Linked DNA regions of Homo sapiens: region 1 is linked to region 2. Evidence: chromatin loops called from intact Hi-C (ENCODE). Cell type or tissue: B cell. All regions are shown on one strand. Each heading gives the region's core, and the rest is flanking DNA. Links, peaks and the distances in the headings are about the cores only.

The links. Hi-C counts contacts between places; a loop is a spot of excess contacts. Peaks named below come from ENCODE experiments on the same cell type or tissue, not always from the same donor. Only the 100,000 strongest peaks of a DNase experiment are listed, where the experiment ranks them.
Region 1: it touches region 2 in a loop (32-fold over the local background); 10 of 110 quality-filtered maps call a loop at or near these places.

What each region holds. Positions count from the first base shown.
Region 1 is chr22:42,472,186-42,475,092 of GRCh38, forward strand. No RefSeq gene overlaps it. Among named protein-coding and RNA genes, the nearest start is that of NFAM1, 41 kb to the left of the region's middle. In B cell, for the core only: CTCF peaks have their summits at 1,543 and 1,742; a DNase peak (open chromatin) is centred at 1,526.
Region 2 is chr22:42,168,059-42,170,965 of GRCh38, forward strand. It overlaps TCF20 (transcription factor 20), which reads right to left. Exons shown (of 6, transcript NM_001378418.1): 4 at 1,789-1,838; 5 at 551-678. The coding sequence ends at 595. Among named protein-coding and RNA genes, the nearest start is that of CYP2D6, 39 kb to the left of the region's middle. In B cell, for the core only: CTCF peaks have their summits at 1,083 (motif pointing right) and 1,283; a DNase peak (open chromatin) is centred at 1,093.

The sequences.
Region 1 (2,907 bases), core at 245-2,744, 300 kb after region 2:
GACCTGCCCACCTCAGCCTCCCAAAGTGCTGGGATTACAGGCATGAGCCACCGCACCTGGCCAGATACTATCTTAGATGTATTAATATTTTTTCCTTCTCTTATTCAGTCAGAAGCTTCTGTTGGCCTCAAGGATAATTATGATTTTCATAGTAGGTAGGTGATGAGAAAGAAAGACGCTTTCACTTTTAAGTATTAAGACTGACTCCAAGTGCATGTGATTCGGTAGTCTTGAAACTGAGCTTTCAGAGAAAAAAGAGATTTTCTAAATTCCAAAGGCTCTGCTTTAAGACGTAAATAACAGAATCCTGGACTTGGATTATAAGCAGTGCACAGGGTCTGAAGGTGTGACTTAGGGAAGTTCCCATCAGTAGGAAGACACAGGAGATCAGATGTCAGCGTCCTGATTCCCTCCTCGGGGTTAACACAGTGGTAGCAAGGCCTGCGGTGAGCATGGCAGCAGAACGACAGGGGCTGCTCAGGCATGCTTTGGAAATGGCCAGGAAAGGGTCTAGGACAGTGGCCTGGAAGGCAGCCTCACAGATCTAGTGTGAGGCTACACCCAGCCTACACTCTCTAGTGTGGAGTGGGAAAAGCAGCCCAGGCCCTGATGAATCAAAAGACTGAGATTGGGGTACAGAGGCCAGGCTGGGAGCCCTGGGCTGGAGGTTGAGAATAATGCATGATGGTATCGCCTCGTGGACACCAGGACGGAAGGTCCAGGAACCGCCCTGGCCATGGCTGAGAGGCAGGAGCCAGGAGGGTGCCCTAGTTACCCCGCACCCTAGCAGCATCTCAGAAAGGAGCAGGGAGAGACACTTGATCGGAACTTGAACCTGAACTTGAACTTTAATCTTGACGCGTTAATGAGGAAGGGAGTTTTGGAAGACTGAAGAGGCTGAGTTAGCTCTGATGAGCATGTTCCTGGTGTTATTTCCTTTCTCTCTTTTGCCGTGAGCAAGAGTGGGGACTTGCGAGCTCAAGGGAATCAGTTATAGACCATTTTTAGTTCTATTTCTGTGCACATCTGCCTGCATACAGCATAAAGATTTTTACCCTGGTTGAGGCGTGCACGGGATGCTGGGATTACAGGCGTGAGCCACCGTACCCACCTGACCCTAAATTATTTTTGGTTCCTCCAATCCAACTTTCTTCCATAGAATACTAAGAATGGGAATTGCTCTGTTCCTAAGGCACTATAAGCTGAAACTAAATGAATTTTAAGGGATGAGTCTTGTGTGTGATCTATGGACCATATAGAAAGTTCACTGGACTGCCTCATGCCATGAGCAGAGACAGTCTAACTGTAAACCAGGACAAGCAGTTGATGGCTTCATGCTGTGGGTGGCTTTTCCCAAGACAACAGAACAAGAGTCCCCATCATGAGCCTCTTGTCCCTCTTAATTCTTCCCTGCTTATGCCAATTTTTTCCACTTGGCAGGATAATGATGCAACTGAAACTTCCCAATCAGTAGCTTCTGCTGGTAACTTGACAGAACCTGACCTAAGAGATCCTTTAGGCCACCTAGTGGGTAACTTTGGCAACATCCCTAATAGAACTGTTGTTCACTCGGCTTTAATGCATCCCAGTTGTGGGATACTAGATGATGAATTTGCTCTATATTATTTATTGGTTGGATAAGGAAATGTCTGTGCTATTGCTAATACTACATGCCACACCTGGATAAATTTCTTTGGGGAAGTTGAGACCCAAATACACAAAATAAGAAAACAAGTCACTTGGTTACAACAGGTCTCATCTAATTCTCCATGGTCATTCGATTTATTCAATGTATTCCCTTTAAGTCTAGGTTCATAGCTCAAAACCATTATGCAAACTAGGGTTACCATTTTTATTTATTTATTTATTATTTATTTATTTATTTATTTATTTATTTATTTATTTATTTTTGAGACAGAGTTGCGTGCTGTCACCCAGACTGGAGTGTAGTGACACGATCTCAGCTCACTGCAACCTCCGCCTCCTGGGTGTGAATCCTCCTGCCTCAGCCTCCCGAGAAGCTGGGACTACAGGCATGCACCACCACGTCCAGCTAATTTTTTTTTTTTTTTTGAGCCGGAGTCTTGCTCTATCACCCAGGCTGGAGTGCAGTGGCTATATCTCGGCTCACTGCAAGCTCTGCCTCCTGGGTTCACGCCATTCTCCTGCCTCAGCCTCCCGAGTAGCTGGGACTACAGGTGCCTGCCACCATGCCCAGCTAATTTTTTGTATTTTTTTTTTTTTTAGTGGAGATGGGGTTTCACCGTGTTAGCCAGGATGGTCTTGATCTCCTAACCTCGTGATCTGCCCTCCTCAGCCTCCCAAAGTGCTGGGATTACAGGCGTGAGCCACCGCGCCCAGCCACGTCCAGCTAATTTTTTGTAGAGACAGGATTTCACCATGTTGCCCAGGCTGGTCTCAAACTCCTGGGCTCAAGAGATCCACCCACTTCAGACTCCCAAAGTGCTGGGATTACAGGTGTGAGCCACTGCACCTGGCTATCCCTTCTCTTAGAAGGATGAATCAGTCTATTCAGTAAATTTAAAAGGTGACTGGGGCTGGGCGTGGTGGTTCACATCTGTAATTCCAGCACTGTGGGAGGCCGAGGCAGGTGGATCACCTGAGGTCAGGAGTTCGAGACCAGTATGACCAACACGGTGAAACCCCATCTCTACTAATAATACAAAAATTAGCCAGGTGTGGTGGTGCACAACTGTAATCCCAGCTACTCTGGAGGCTGACGCAGGAGAATCACTTGAACCCAGGAAGTGGAGGTTGCAGTGAGCCGAGATCGCACCAGTCACTCCAATAGAGTGAGACTCTGTCTCAAAAAAAAAAAGAAAAAGTGACCTTATGAATGGGTAACAATTGCCTGTGTCTTACAGCCAGATCTCAAACAACTTCGTG
Region 2 (2,907 bases), core at 136-2,635:
GCTAGAGTCTACTAAATCTTTGAGGATTTTTCTTTCCTTTGTACTTCTGCAAAAAGGAATCCTTCATAATACTGGAAAAAAAAGATTTCTAATAACAAAACCCAAGAGTTCTGTTGTTTTCAAAGGAAAACACACCATAAGCTTTACAGAAATGTAGTAAATTAAAAAGAAGAGACCTTTGACTGGAACCCTTTCTGAGACGGGGGAAAGAGCAGGGGCTACTGGCAAGAGATGCCCTGCCCAAGAAAGAGACCTAAAAGCCTGTTGTGTCCACTCACAAGGCCACCCCTGGCCAGCTGTGCCCTGAAGGGCTGCCTTCAGGAACAGTCACCCTGCACCCCATTGGCAGTGGACAGTTTAGAAGCCCCCACTCCTTTCCACAGATAATCTGGGGAGCTAAGTAACCAATGGAAGAACACTGCATCCACCTGGCGTTGTCATCCACAGGATGAAATGCTGGTGGCAGAGCATAGAGCGAGCAGGAGGGCAGAGGCAACGACGCCTGCTGGGAGCCGGGCAGGATGCAGGGAGCCCGGTGGCCCCGACTCACCTGTGCTTGCTGTCCTTTCCATTCCCACGAGCACACTGCCCCCCTCACCCCCGCTCCGACTGCTCTGTGCTGAGGCTGCCTTTCGCGGTCTTGTTCTGCAAGGGGGGGAGAGGGCACGGAAGGGGAGGCTGACACGGGCAAAACCAAGAGGAGACAGACAGGTGGGAGAGGACAGTGCAGAAATCAGGGAGGGCAAAGGGAGGACAGGAGTGGCACATGGAAAAGGAAAGAAAAGGCAGAGTCAGTCCTGACCGACAAACAGGAGACATTCAGACAGGGTTTTCTGAGGCAAAATGTGACCCTTAAAAAGGGGAGTTCTAAAAATAACATGCAAATTAAGTAAAAATAAAGAGAATATAAGATCCTGTGACCACTCCCCGCCCTTCCCCAGAAATAATTTTTAAAGAAAAGCATAAGCAAGCATCTTTCAGGAGCATTTTGAGGGCAGACCTCTCTGGACAACCTCCTTCTAGTACTTTCGGCCCTACTAGATTTAAGACTGCGAGTGACCAGTGACCACCAGGTGTCAGTGTGACCTCAGCCAGAGACACAGTGCAGCCCCTGCAGGAAACATCAGGTGGCAGTGGTCTCCGTTCTGATCCTTTCTTGGGGCTCCTTCTCCATATACACCCTCCCCACACACATATGTGGTATCCACAAACAGACCATTCACCCCTTACCTCCCACCCTTTCCTAAAGGAAGCGACCACGAGACCACCTCCTAAATAAACTGGGAAGTGGAGCCCGAGACAGCCCATCCACTGTGCATCAGGCTGCTTCTGCAGAAGCACAACCTGGAAGAGACTGAGCTTCCCCAGAGCCTTGTGGTCAGCTCGACTTCTAGTCTGGGAAGATGCCTTTGCACAGGCCTCAAGGCCTAGAACCAGACTTACCAAACGCCAACCTGTGAATTGGGGTTCTATTCACCTCAAGTGGAAATCAGTGGCTTGATCGAGTTAGATATTCTCACCTCTCTTAATGAACAGACAAACACCCCCTCTCCCAAAACACATTTCTCCTGGGATCCTCATAATACTCCGAGTGCTGGCCCCCATGCCACGGGTCTCCCTTCAGCATCATGCCCCTCCACCCTCCCAGGGCCAGGAGGGGACTAACAGCCGGAGGCACAGGTGGGGACAGGTGTGGGTGAGGCCCACCAACACCTGGTCTTCAGGTCTTTCAGGAGGAGCCACCCTCGATCCCATCCCTGCTGGTAGCTCTTGGGGCCTCTGACTCACCTTGTGCTTAGGGCACCTCACCGAGAAGTTCTCCTCATGTAGCAAACAATCTGGAAGACAGAAGGGGACAGTCAGATGGAGACTTCACAGCTGGACATAGGTGTGGTCATGCTGGCTGGGATTGACAGGGTCAGACATAAAGGTAGCAGGTCGCTACACTTACTTCTAATAGGAAAACATTAGAGACAACCCAAGTAAGCTATGATACCTTAACATGATGGATATCGGTCACTTAAAAATTAACATTTGAAAAGAGTTAATGGTATGGAAAACACCCATGAAACAAAACTGCTTGAAAAAACCAGGATGTACAAATGTATAAATGTGCTAATTTTATTAAAATGTTTCTACGCATTAAAAAAAGACTTGGGGCTGGGTACCATGGCTCACACCTGTAATCCCAGCACTTTGGGAGGCCGAGGCAGAAAGATCACTTGAATCCAAGAGTCAAGACCAGCTTGGGCAACACAGTGAGATCCTGTCACTATTAAAAAAAAAAAAAAAAATACTGAAAGGCTGGGTGTGATGGCACTTGCCTATAGTCCCAGCTACTTGGGAGGCTGAGGTGAGAAGACTGCTTGAGCCCAGGAGTTCAGACTGCAGTAAGCTACTATCACATCACTGCACTATAGCCTAGGCAAGCAAAACTGTCTTAAAAAAAAAAAAAACTACTTGGGAGGCTGAGGCAGGAGAATCACTTGAACCAGAGAGTCGGAGGTTGCAGTGAGCCGAGATCACACCACTGCACTCCAGCCTGGTGACAGAGCGAGACTCCGTCTCAAAAAAAAAAAAAAAAAAAAAAAAAAAAAGACTGAAAGGAAATCTATGAATATGTAACAATAATTCTCTTTGGGTAAGAAGATACAGCTGATTTAAATTTTATCTTTTCTATATTCCCACGATATCACCAATAAATGCTATTTTAAAAATCCTTGATTCTAGGCTAACCCCATTTCTCAGGCTCAAGCCAAAGCCTCCTTGTAAAAACACTTTAAAATCTAGACGCGTATTTTCTTCTCTGTACAGAGAATGCCCAGGTGTCTGAGACAGAAAGGTGGCCAGGCCCAAGAGCCCCACTGTCACCTTTGCCCCACGACCCACGGAGACACAGAAGCCTCC